Regions from separate parts of the Homo sapiens genome. Here region 1 is linked to region 2. A link is a contact called in ENCODE POLR2A ChIA-PET data. All regions are on one chromosome and are shown on one strand. Each heading gives the region's core, a stretch centred on a gene start or an enhancer-like site at or near the end of the contact. The rest is flanking DNA. Distances are from core to core; before and after follow the strand shown. Region 1 overlaps SAMD11 (sterile alpha motif domain containing 11). Region 2 overlaps LINC01128 (long intergenic non-protein coding RNA 1128).

Region 1 (6,813 bases), core at 84-2,583, 97 kb before region 2:
CCCTCTGGAAGGATCTAGAGTGTGGGGGTGCCCACCTGTGTGGAAGTAGGGGCTGACGGCATAAGGGAAGCCCAGGGGCAGTGTGGACCCTGGGAAAAGCCCCTTCCCCTCGGCGCCGGCCCCTCCAGCTGGAGCTTGGCCCGGAGTGGGCCCCCTGCACCCAACAGCTGCCGTCTCGGGGTCCTCTCCGTCCGAGTCTTTGGGGGGCTCGTCTTCCGAGCCATCTTGTGCCCAGAGCCTAGCCCCCGTCATCTCCTTGGACTCGCTGGGCCGCGCTGAGGCAGGGCCGGGACCCCCCTTCCGGGGGGCTCGCCGGGCAGAGTCCCGGGACGGGGTGGGGGGTCCGGAGCCCGGGGGCCCCTGGGGGGGCAGGGCCAGCAGTGGCGCCGCGCCGTGGTTCAGCACCAGCAGGGCCCCGCGCCGCTGCAGCTCCTCGGCGCCGTCGTTGGGGCGCAGGGCGGTCTCGGGCGCCAGCAGCTGTGGGCGCGCGCTCTCCAGCTCCTTCTGCCGCAGGAGGTCGGCGGGCAGCTCCAGCCTGGGCCGGGGGCAGACGCGGGTCAGCCGCCTCCCGGGCCGCGCGGCCCCGCCCGCCTCCCCGCACCTACCGGGCCAGGTTCTGCTTCCGCAGGAGCTCCTGCTGCCAGGCGAACATCTCCGCCTGCGCGGGGGGCAGGAAGCCGTAGCCTGGTGGGGAGGGGGACAACGCGGGGTCGGGGGGTCCGAGGCGGTCCGAGCCGGCCCTTTGCAATCCCCTACCCGGTCCGTCTCGGCTCCGACAGGGGCAGGGCCGGGTCCGCGAGCCTCCACGCGGGCTCCCAGGGGATGCGCACCCGCCTCCTCACCTGGGGTCTGGCACAGAGCCGAGGGCACCCCCAGGAAGGGGGGCCTGAGATGGGGGCCCAGGGCGACGTGAGGGGCATTCTGCGGCGACAGCAAGGGGGGCGGCTGAGGCAGCTCCCTGTGGACGGCAGCGCAATGAGCGGCGTCCCCCCCGCCCCCGTTCCCGTAAAGGCCCCGGCGCCCCTCCCCCGCCGCCTCCGCTAATTGCCGGCCCCGCGGGCGGTCGATGCGCAGCTCGTTACGGCCCCAGGTCGCGCGCCATCCCCGCCCCCGCCGGCGGCGCCAATTAATCTCGGCGGCGGCGCGGAGGCGCTGACCCGGCGGGCGGCGACGGCTGCAGCGGTAATTACTGCGCGGGGCGCCGGCCCCGCCTGCTCCCCTCCCCTGCGGACCCGAGCGGCGGGGGAAGCGGGGGCGTCATTAGCCGCAATCCGGGCGGCGGTGGAGGCAGCTGCAGACGCCGGGCTCAGCGGCCGGGCAGGGACTCGGGCCTCAGGCGGCCCCTCCCTTCTCCAGGCGCCCCGCCCCGCCTCGTGTCCTGGACCCGAGAAACCCGGGTCTGTGCCGGAGGCCTTGTCTGTGCCGGGAACAGATCCGGCGCCGGCGTCTACATTTGAGCGCCAGCCAGGACCCCCCCTCCGCCTCCAGCTCTGAGTCCTCTGGCCGACCCCTCCCGACTGACCCCGGGGTTCCAGACTTGGAGCTCTCCCCTTCTCTGGCTTCTCCTCCAGGGAACCCCCTGATGGGCCTCAGCCTCCCTCACGCACCCCAGTGGCGCCCTCAACACTGCAGCCCAGATCGGTGTCACCCCCGAAACGCTCTGCCCGGACCCGAACCTAGAGCTGAACACAGTGCTTGGCACTCTCGGGGCGCGTGCTGGTGGCTGAGAGCGCGGGGGTGCGGGCGGCACCCCAGAAACAAGCAGAGAACGGCAGCCACCCCAGTACCTCTCCGAGAAGGACGGGGCGGCAGCTGGGGCGGCGCCCTCCCGGTGCTGAGCCAGGCCCTGCTTCCGACGCTGACCTGCCGTGGAGGAGGGCAGGTGGGCTTCCAGGCCACTGGGGCCCCTCAGAGCTGCAGCCGCCACCTCCTGCCGGACCCTCAGGAGATCTGGGTGGGGGACAACAGCAGTGATCCCCCCGGCTATGCGCCCTCATCCTCCCCAGCCCGCGTCCTGGCGTAGAACACTGAGGTGGGGAACTGACCACACCACTCGGCCGTGCTCGGCCCCTGGGCTGGTCTCGGGCACGGGGCAGGAGGATGGGCGGCCACAGGGCCGAGACGGCAGACAAGATGCTGGGCGAGGAAGTGTCGGGAAAAGCTCTTCCCCGAAGGGGAGCCGGGTGCCTGGAGGCTTCCGGCCTGAGAGGCGGCTGAGCCTTGCGGGGAGGGGGCTGTGCAGACGTCCCGAGGCCACAGAGCCTGCGGGGCAGCGAGAGAGTCCAGAAGTGCCAGCCAGGGGCTGACCGCCCAGGGGACCCCCTCTTCGGTGGGAGGCAAGAAAATCTGAGGTCCCCATAGTAGACGCGGCTGGCCAAAGCTTGTCACAAAGGCAAGGCAGCGCCCGCGCACGCACGCCACACTAGCACAGGGGTCGCCCAGTCCCGGCTGCGCAGGGTCACTGTCCCGCGTGGCCACACTCGCCCCAATGCGCACGCAGCGCCCGCGTCTAAGGCGCCGCGTCCCAGGTCTCTCGGCCTCTCCCTCCCGCCCGGGCCTCCCGAGTCCCCGCAGCCCCCACTATGCAGGCTCCGCCAGCTCCACCGCCGCCTCTGTTTATAAATTAATTACCCGAAAGCGGAGGTGGGTCCCGCCCCGGGCCGGGTGCCAGCCCGCAGAGCCCAGCCGGCGCGGCCGCCCGCATCGATCCCAGCGGGGCCCAGCGCCCCCGCGCTAGCGGCCGGGTTAGTTACAGGGTTATTTACGGCCGGCTCCGCGGCGGGGCGGGGGGGGGGGGCGGCGGCGCGGCCTGATTGACAGCGCGCTCCCCGGCGGCCGGCGCCCCTCCCCCGCGCGGCCAGCAGAGCGGCCCCAGGCAGAGCAGGGAAAGCAATTAAAAAGGAGGATTTTTACATTATTAACATTTGGTGAATTATTCAGGCTCTTGGTGCCTGAGCTGCCCTGGGGGACGGTGCCTGGTGTGAGGAATCCTGCCTCCTTTCCCGGCGCCCCCACCCACCTCTAGCCCGAAAAGCCAAGCTCCCCTGCCAGGCGGGCGGCTGGGGCCTGGGAGGCTGAGTGCAGCGGGCAGGGGGTCCGAGTGCATCCCGGAGGGACCCCTGGAGAACGTCCTGAGGTGGGGTGGACAGGGTCAGGGCCGACCCGGGGGAAGGGGCAGCCCCTCCAGCTGGCGTCTCTTCAGCACCTGGGGAGTCCTGGTGGCCAAGTGCCCACTGCACCCAGCCCGGCCTTTCTGCTCACTGCCCCTCCCCAGGCTCCTGGGGCAGGCGTCTGGCAGGTCGGCGTCCACTGGCTGCATAGACGACTCACAGACCACAGGGTCCAGGAGCTTGCTCTCCTCGGGGGGTGCTGCTGACATGCCCACTGCCCACCCTCACCTGGGTCCACCCCAGACTCCATTTCTCTCTATATAAAATGTGAGCTAGTCATGACCCTGGGGACCTAGGGGACATGGAGGTGTGGCCCGCCCCAGGGGGCATGGGGCAGGACGTGTGGCAGAGGGACCTGCATCCAGCCTGGCCTTGGTGTCAGCAGGGCCTCAGCAACAGGAATGGCCGAGTACATGTGGCTGGGGAGGTGATGAGGGGAGATCATGCCAGGGTGGGTCCTCACCGTGGCTGGGGAGGTGATGAGGGGGATCATGCCAGGGTGGGTCCTCACCGTGGCTGGGGAGGCCCAGGTGGTAGAGGCGCTGAGGGTCCTCAAAGGTGCTGGCCTCGCTCAGTGCTGACACAAGCCGGCGGTAATGGTCCTCCGGGGCCATGCTGGGCCCCAGCTCCCGCGGCAGCAGCAGCGCCTCTGCTGGGGAGGACCCGGGGTGAGAGGTTTCTCCAGGCACTGCCGAGGACCACGCCCCTCTAGAGTGCCTGCTCGAGGTCCAGGGGACCCTCAGGGACTGCCCCCTCCCCTGGTGACCTGTCTCTCGTCCCAGCCACGCTCTTACCTTGAGGCGATTCGCTTCGTGCCCTCTTCTCTGAAAAGCAGTCGCTGCTGATACGGGGGGAGCGGCCCAGCCTCTTGCCCAACAGGTCACCTGCGGGAGGGTAGTGAGTGCCCACCTGCATCTCAAGGAATGGAAGGGGAACCCAGCCCCTGCTCCAGCTCAGCCTGGACCGCACCCACCATCTCTCAGGGGGCCCTTGGTCCTGGTGAGTACAGGCCTTGCCCAGCCCTGGCAGCCCCAGCCTTCAGCGCAGAGGACATCACGCCTGGCTGTGGCGGGACAGGGGCACAGGGGAGCTCTGACACTGGCCCTGGTGCGTGTGTGCAGAAGAGATCCACAGCAGGCACCCAGCTGCCCCACCCGCCATCTAGCCTCTTGTGCAAGTTAACGAGCCCCCCTCTCATCCCCCTAGAGGAGAATAAAAAGCTTTTGGTTTGACCAGGCACCACCTTCCCCTCCTGGACAGGAGTGAGGGCGGGCTGTGCAGGGTCACATGCCAGCGTGGGGTGAGACAAGCCGGGAAGGACCTCACACCTGACCTCTTGCTGCTCTGTGAGTCACTGGGCTGTGGGCCCCCCAGGCCGCCTCGAGGCGCCTCCACTCCCAGGCCTCCTACTTGGTCATACCCATCCCTGCCCCCAGAAGGCCCACGTCCTCCTCTCTGGCCCAGTCCTGCCTGAGCTAGCACCCTGGCGTGGCTGTCATGCCCTTGTCCACCAGCCCAGCCAGGCTCTGGGCTTCTGGGGTGCACCTCCCAGTAGCTTCACCCACCTCCTCAGCCACGAGGCCAGCCCAGCCCTAGCCCCAAACACAGCCCAGCAGGTGGCAGAGGGGAGGCCCAGGCCAGGTCCAGCTTCAGCCCCAAACACAGCCCAGCAGGTGGCAGAGGGGAGGCCCAGGCCAGGCCCAGCTCACTCTCCTGAGGTCCTCCCTTGGGTCCTGCCGACCGCACCCATTCCAGACCACACCATCCATGTACCCATCTCCGACCCACCCCGAGCTCCTCCGAAGCCCCTGACTCCACGCCCTGGGGGTCTCCCAGGCCAGCCAGTGCCTCCGACTCTGGCCCTTCCTCATCCTCATGAGGGCTCTAGCTGGGTGGAGTGAGGGGCCACTCCCCTGTGACCCAAGACCTCCATGAGGCCTAGGCAGTGGGGCTCCCAAGCCCGTCCCCCCACAAGCCCTGCCGTCAGCTCCAGGCCTAATTCCTTTTTCTTATTCCCTTAATCTGTCATTTTTATCAGGCTGGGGAAGTGCGGCGGCCACACCGATCAATCCCACATTACAGCTGACAGAGTGGTGCTAATAACTTATTGATCCTGGCCCGGCTGCTGTCAGGCCCGGCCCCAGAGAGAGGGTCAGTCCCACGGTCTGGTCCAGGGTCCCCACCTCGGTGACAGATCGGGTGGCTGGGCCCGGCGGGCGGCGGGGGGCACCTGGCCACACACGGATCCAGGCACCACTGCTCAGGCCCCTGAGAAGCCATCGTCTCCCCCACAGCCTCCCGTGCCAGAGCTCGGTGGGCTGGGAGGGGGTGGGCCAAGGCTGGGGGAACCTGGCTCTTTTCCACACCTGCCACCTGGCCCACCATGCACATGCCCTCAGGGTTAGCAAGGCCTCTCACCTCCTGGCAATCACTTTTCCATTGTACACAGTGGAAACTACCCTCTCCGTTCTGTGGGGGGCTAAGGCCTCCTCCTAGCCTGGGGGAGGTGACTGGGTGGGGGGGGGGGCAGGTGGAAGGGGGCCTGCAATGAGACCGCAGGAAGGCCGATGAGGCCATGCTCACTCCTCACTCATGGACCCCAGCGGGTCTCACAGAGGCAGATGCAGGACCTGCTCTGAGTCCCTCACAGCCCAGGGCCCAGGGAGGTGCGGCTTAGCGGGAGGGCCCGGGCTGGGAACAGGATGGATGTGTGGTTCCTGGGGTCACAGGAAGGGAGAAGAGGTGAACGCCCCCCAGGGTGAATGCCCCTCCAAGAGGAGGCTCCGGGGAGCGGGCCAGACCCTGACACGGAGTGCGTATGGGAGACCTGGACACGGGTCCAGGACACGTGAGGCCCCGTAGAGCCTGTGAGCCCGGAAGTGCACGAACACGTCCTGACTCCATGGGTGAGAGCTGCCGGGCAACCCCCATCACGTGCACCCCACAGGACCCCAGACACAGACATGCCGGCACACGCACACGCGTGTACCTGAGGAGGTCTCCCTGTGTGAAGGCACAGGGGAGGGCCTGCTGGCTCAGAATATCTCAATCATTGTGGGGCTCCCTCCGCTCTGCTGGATCGATGGGGCAATTAGATTTTATCAACCGCCTCTCAGCTGTCTCCAACGCGGCATCAGAAGCTGCCCCCACCCAGCCCCACAAGGGCCTTCCTAGGTGCACGAGGACGCGGATGGGGGCCATGGATGGGGGACACAGATGGGGGTGGGCCTCCCCCACCCCTCCTTCCCAAGAGATGCAGGCCCTGCTGGGAACACCCCTGCCTGGGGTCCACAGGGCCTCGGGGCGCCCCCGCCTCCTTTCACGGCCTGCCCTGGGGCTGAGGCTCTGCTGTGCCCCTCTCTACAGCAGTGCCCTCTGAGGGGGGCCTGGTCCCCCCACAACTGTGACCAGGCAGCAGCACCTCCCTCAGGCGCCGGATCCCTTCCCTCCCGAGAACCCCATCCTTCCCGGAGCCCTAGAAGGCGGGACCGACCGGGGACCCCCTCCGTCCAGGAGCCCTAGGAGGCGGGACCGGGGACCCCTTCCGTCCAGGAGCCCTAGGAGGCGGGACCGGGGACCCCTTCCGTCCAGGAGCCCTAGGAGGCGGGACCGGGGACCCCCTCCGTCCAGGAGCCCTAGGAGG
Region 2 (6,389 bases), core at 3,046-5,545:
AGTTTTTTGTTTTTGCTATGAGTTCAGGAGACAGGGAAAGATGGGTAACCCACAGCCTCATGTCTGGCAGAGTGAAAGGGTGGGCTGGTTCCTGGTATACTGATGTTCTCAGTGTCTACAGGTCCCTTTGTGCAAAGCAGCCTGCCCTGCAACGTCCTCTTTCAAGAGCTGTTTGGACCTGAGCTTTCCCAGGCTCTGACCTCCCTCATGCTTGAATGGATACTACAGCCAGTTAGATCAGTGTCATCCAATTTGAGAAGTCACACTCCTCAAAGACCCCAAAGACCTGAGACTCGAGAAATCCTTATCTGAGGGACCAACATGTAGTTCAGTAAGAAAACACTTTTAAATTGTGAATTAACAGTAAAAAAGAGAAGTATTTTCTTTACAGCATTTAACTTGAAAAGAATTCATCATAAGTGCTGTGATGGATTTGAGGTGACTGTCAGTTTGGCGCCAGAAATATGTTTCTCAAACACACATAGTTCCCAAGAATATACCAATGAACCTCATAGGTTCTGAAGACCGCAGTTAAAGAAACACATTTTGATATGGTTACTCTTATATCTAGGTTCATTTTCTCCAAATAACTATACCTTCATTCATTAATGTGTCATTTCTTTCAGGAACTGTTTTCTGAGTCTCAAACATATTTCATAGCACTCTCAAGCTTGAGGTTCCGCCTGAACACGCTCCTCCTCCTTTTCTTTTGTGACTCTTCATTTCATATGGAGTTAAACCTGAGCTCCTATATGTAGCTTTCATAATTATCCAAGAGTATTTTCTGGACATTTCCAATTCTGACCCATTTCTGTGTCCCAAAAGAACTCTTAGCACACAGCTCTGTCCATTTACTTGACTTATTCATTTCTTTAGTAACCACTGGCTGCATTCTAATTTCTTCAGAGAACTGTGCCAGGCACTTCCTGGGGTTCAAAGAAAAATTCAGCAGAGTCCTCCTTCATGACAGACCCTGCCATCAGCACTGGAAATCTCCCTGCAGAGGGCTTATTGTCTAATAACACTATGCTTAGGGCCACAGGGTTTGGAATCAGATCTGTGTGAATTTGAGTCCCGGTTCTGCCGCTTAACAAGGAGTCACACAATCACTTACCCACACCTGAGCCCCAATGTCTCCACCTACCCAAGAGTGGGCGAATCGCATGGCGTTGTTGCAAGCATCGTCTGAGAACCAAGGTAACGAACTGACTGCTGATCCAAGGCAGGCACTCAACGGTAGGATTTTAAGGTCCACAGATGTGGGAATGAAGAACTCCATAGAAGATAATGATGGAAACTGAGAGAAGTGAGTGAGATGTTAGTTCGGAGGGAAAGGAAATCTTCACAACGCCCTGTCTTAGCAGGATCACCCTTCCTTCTTTCCAGCCATTCAGGTTCCATGAGTGACCAGCCCAGGTTGCTCATGTCCTAGGGTCCTTCCTGAGCATTTCAGACCTGGGTGCATCCCGCACTCACACTCAGTTCCTACCTTGTGCCGGGCCCTGCCATCAGCCCAGAGAGCCATGGTAAGACTCACCATTTCCTTTGGAAGTCTCGTGGGCTGTCTTCCTGTCCTCTCACCTCACCTTCTGACCTCCCAGATTCAGCCCGTGTGCCAGGGCTTCTCAGCCCTCTCTGTGGGTGGTGGAGAAACACGTCCCCTTCTCCACCTCACCATCTCAGGAACACAGTCCTTTCCCCCTGGCCTTTTATACTCTGGGGCCAGAATCCAAATAGTCTATGAATCTCTACCACTCAGTTTAGCCTCTCCCTCAGTGTGTTTCAAGGAGCACTAATCTTACAAAATGTTCCCAGAAGAAACTGTTTCTGGGGCCAACTAATTATGGGAAACATGGCTCTCTGTATCATCCTCTTGGAGATTTAAAGTATGTTTTGACTATGAGAAATCTTGCAGTAAGGAAGCCTGTTGATATTTGCCCAACCCAGCATTTCCCAAACTCACTTGTCCATGGAACCCTCCTGCAAGTGACAGCCACACACAATCAACAGGGCCAGGCTCCACCTGGCATGTTCTGGGAAATGTGCCGTATGTAGCTTTGTTCTGTTTCCACTTTTGTTAGCTTCGATGGCAACAAGATTGAAAGCGCCCTGAGATAAGTGACTTTGTTTTGAATTGTTTAGTAATAATAATAGCTAATTCGTAATTCTAAGCACCAGATGGGCATAAAGTAGGTTCTCAATAAGTGCCCCATGACAGCTCAGCCTCCCTGGAGTGATCATTTTTCAGATCTCAAATTTACCTGACTCACACAAATATCATTTGGCTTTGGCTGTATGCATGCCCGGCCTCATTGCTTTGGTGTATTTTTAAATAAACGATTTTTAGAGCAGTTTTAGATTCAGAGCAAAGCTGAGCAGAAAGTACAGAGATTTCCCATGTACCCACCTCCCCACATGCATAGCCTCCCCCATTATCAACATCCCCCACCAGAGTGATGCATTTGTTACAGTCCATGAACCTCCATTGACACACTATTGTCACCCAGAGTCCACAGCTCACATCAGGGCTCACCACTGGTGCTGTACATTCTATAGGTTTGGGAAAATATATAGTGGCATGAACTCATCATTGCAGTATCACACAGAGTAGATTGTCTGCCTTAAAGATCCCTGTGCTCCACCTGTTCATCCTTCCCCACACCACCAGGCCTTATCTTTCACTGTGTTGGTAATTCTGCTTTTTCCAGGATGTCCTGTAGTTGGAAGCACACGGGGTGTAGCCTTTTCAGACTGGCTTCTTTCACTCATTTATGCATTTAAAGTTCCCCCATATTTTTTCATGCCTTGATAGCTCATTTCTTTTTGCGTTGAATAATATTCCACTGCCTGGACACACCACAGTTTATCCATTCATCTACTGAAGGACATCTTGGTTGATTCTGAGTTTGGGTGATTATGAATAAAAACAAATAAGCTTCCATAAACATCCATGTGCGGGTGTTTGTATGGATGTAAGCTTTGGTGCATTTTTGGTGTGTGCTCTTGAAAACTGGGCTGACAGTTATCTGAACCAAGCCTGGAGAGCAGGATGTGCCCTGGCTGGCCCCTCACCTGCTTCTGAACAATGAGAGGCATTTTGACCCCCTACACCTCAGGAATGTGACTTCTAGAGTGAGGCTCGGCCTGGCCTGAGGCTGAGCGAATTATCTAGCTCTTAACTTAAGGAGTGTCTGATGGTAAAGAGAGATAGGAATAGGCAAATAGCACTTTGCTTCTTAGCAAGAAATTGCAGCAGGTAAGTTTGGAGTATAGAAAGAGGAAAGATGGTTTTAAGTGTTTAAGCAACTCTCCAAAGATTACAAACTTTCATGAGAATAAGTGAATTTTCTGGTTCAGAGATTGCAGTTGAAATCTGTTCCACCTTGTAGGCAATTTGATCCATGCCGAACAGAAATGTAATAGAGGAACGGAAGGGCGCTAACTTAAGTCACGACTTGGATTAAATTGAGAAATTCAGGTCTTGTTGTTAGAAAGTATGGCTCCCATCTCATAAACAATTCTGAATCTGCAGCCTGCAAGCCCCAACCTGGGCCTGTCCTTGACTGAGTTTGTTCCCATCAGATACTCATTGCAAAGCTTTTGGGGGACGTAGCACTTGTGTTCTAAGCGGGCTCTGAGATAACTTACTGGGGTTCCACTAGTACCTTGTGAGCCATTGCCACTCCCCCTCTATGATGACCTCGCCCAGGGCTAAGGGGAAAAAGCAGCAGGGCCCCCATGGACCTATCCAAAAGGAGATTAATCCAGGGTACTCAGGAAAATCTGTGTTGGAAATCCCTGAAAAAACATGGAAGCAGCATGGTGTGTGATTCAGTACAAACTACAAAAAACCTGGAGAAACAAGGCTTCCATGTGAGATTCGTGGGAGCTCTGTGACCTTACGCCACCAGCTCTAAATCAGCATTCCCTCACGTGTTTGCATAAACTTAGTGATAATACTTATTGTAATTTAAATTAATTAAAATAGAATAAAAGGAAAACTTCGGTTCCCCAGCCTCAAAGGCTGCCGTATCCTACACACAGTGAAGAAGACCCTGCCAGAGAAAGCTCCCCTGGCCCCTGTGGAGAGCCGGGCCTTACAGGAATGCTCTGACACTTGCTGCGTGAACTGGTGACTGTAGAAAGGAAACAGGCTCACATGGCACACGGGAGGGTTGCTCCAGCCCTTTTTGGCTTTCTCGGCAGCAGGATGCTGATCAAGGTACAGCGAAACCTATCGGTTCGAATCCACACTGGCAGAACCACCGCAGCCCATGCAAGGCAAGGGCCTGAAAGTGGCAAGCGTGTGGGAGAACCAGCCCCACCCTACTCCCCGCAGACCCAGCTTCCTGCTTGACAAATGTATACAGAGGCTGCTATTTTTGAAACATCCCATGTAGATTTCATTAAAAAAAAAAACAAAACCTCAAAACTCACAAGATTCCCACTTACTTAAAGATCACTGTCATAACCTGGTTAGCAATCATCACACACAGCAGGCCTGCAAAGGGACCAACATCTGCTCAGAGGGAGCCTGGCCTAGCTCCACTGAACCAGTTTAAGAATCAGACTGAACCAGTTTAAGTATCATTTTAGATCCCAGGTTAGCTTGCTGGAGCTGCCATAACAAAGCACCATAGACTGCATGGCTTAAACAACAGACATTTCTCTCTCACAACCCTGGAGGCTGGAAGTCCCAGATCAAGGTGTGGGCAGGGCTGGTTCCTCCTGAGGCCTCTCTCCTTGGCGTGCAGATGCCATCCTCTGTGTCCTCACACGATCGTCCCTCTGTATGTGTCTGTGTCCTCATGTCCTCTTAGGAGGATGCCAGATTGCATCAGGGCCCACCTGGTGACCTCACTACGCTAATCACCTCCTTAAAGGCCCTGTCTACAAATCTAGTCCCATCAGGGGTAAGGACTTCAACATAAGAATTTGGGCAGGAGAAAATTCAACCCATAACAGATCCATACCGAGATGTTCAAATCACCTGGGCAAAATTGGGACATTGTTCTCTCTCACAGCAGGACATCATAGGGTTCATGTGTTCAAATGCTGGAACATTCTTCAAACCCTGTCTTAGAATCTCAGAGTAGGGGCCTCAGAGGGCCCCTCAGTGAAACTGCCTCCATGGTGGCTGCACCTGAGCTGCTGCCTTGGGGGTGACACCCCTGGAACTTGCCCCAGAGTCACCCACTTGTCACTAAATGGTGCCATGAGCACGGCCTCCCCAGGCAGAGCTGATTTGATCACGAGCTTTGACTCCTGTGATTGGCCTTGGACATTTTTCTTACCAGTGTGTTATCTTCCTATTCCTATTTGGTATTCTCTAGTGATTCGAGTGAGTAGGTAACTAAGTTTCCTGTTTTAATGATATATTTAGGAAATTCTGATATCATTTCAAGTATCTTTAAAAACAATCTACTTAATTGTCAACAACCAAGTGTATGGAAATTTACGTAAAATCCTGTTTACAGATGAGAGAAGGCGGCTGCTGTGGTGACAGCACACAGTCAGCAAAGAGGTCCAGAGGATGACGTGCAGCTTCCCGGCGGCCTGGAGAGCTCCCCAGGTCTCACCCCATCTCGCTTCCATCTCAAGGCTCTGGGCACCCCCCTCTTGCAGACCTGCTTCTATTTCTTTGGACAGTTTGGGAAAATCACGCTCTTTAACCCTAAACACTTCGGATCACTTCAAAACAAGATGCTCAGAAAAGGGAAACTCTAATCCGTCAACCAGGGAAAGATAGTAACTGTCTAATTGCACAGCATCCCACAGTGAGCAGCCACCAGGCCGGGACAGAGCAGATGGTGCATCCAGGTGCCTAGACTGCCCCACCTTTGAATTCAGAGGAAAAAAGTCCCAGTTCACTGCAGCAGCATTACTCGGGATAAGGCCATGATCTCATAACCTCTCAGTAGTGGCTGTGGGGTGGGGCTGGCTTCTGGACACCCAGCTCAGCTGTTATCACCTTCTCCCATCCTGTGGGAGGGCGTGTGCGCTGATCACTCCTGGTGTGAGCACAGAGGGGTTGACGCGGTCGGTGCTGCTGAAGGCCGCCGTGCATTTGTTCTGTCTAACATACATGCATTGGGCACCCAGGGGGCTGGTAATGGTGAGTGACACAGACACACAGAGGCTGTCGGGTGCTGCTGAGGATGGTGACTGAGTGAATCATGGGCGGTGGGAACAGGCAGCAGGAGGTGTTGCAGGAGAGTCGGAGACCTGTGGCTCTGGGAGCCCTTAGGTGGGAGGAAGGATCAGTGTCTCTTCCAGTTAGGTTTGAAGAATGGTGCAGGACTCCCTGGTGAGCCAGGTGGACATGACCTCAAGCTCCTGGGCCCGTTGCCTGGGATGCATCCCAAGGCACGCACCAGGACCTAACCAGT

What was found. ChIA-PET counts read pairs that join two places held with the same protein, here RNA polymerase II (POLR2A).
Region 1: POLR2A ChIA-PET joins it to region 2 with 11 read pairs in WTC11. The contact joins two enhancer-like sites. POLR2A ChIA-PET finds 5 or more read pairs at or near these places in 2 of 52 experiments (H1 and WTC11).

Annotation. Positions count from the first base shown.
Region 1 is chr1:936,281-943,093 of GRCh38, reverse strand. SAMD11 (sterile alpha motif domain containing 11) reads right to left here. Exons shown (of 14, transcript NM_001385641.1): 6 at 3,965-4,054; 7 at 3,682-3,819; 8 at 1,788-1,950; 9 at 843-958; 10 at 606-684; 11 at 36-535. Among named protein-coding and RNA genes, the nearest start is that of SAMD11, 16 kb to the right of the region's middle. RefSeq lists silencers at 1,111-1,310, 1,381-1,450, 4,672-4,721 and an enhancer at 4,448-5,159. Within about 2 kb of position 1,333, at least 15 of the 41 ENCODE cell types and tissues checked have a DNase peak (open chromatin) inside an H3K27ac peak, as active enhancers do.
Region 2 is chr1:842,562-848,950 of GRCh38, reverse strand. All of the region lies in intron 2 of LINC01128 (long intergenic non-protein coding RNA 1128), which reads right to left. Among named protein-coding and RNA genes, the nearest start is that of LINC01128, 18 kb to the right of the region's middle. Within about 2 kb of position 4,295, at least 2 of the 41 ENCODE cell types and tissues checked have a DNase peak (open chromatin) inside an H3K27ac peak, as active enhancers do.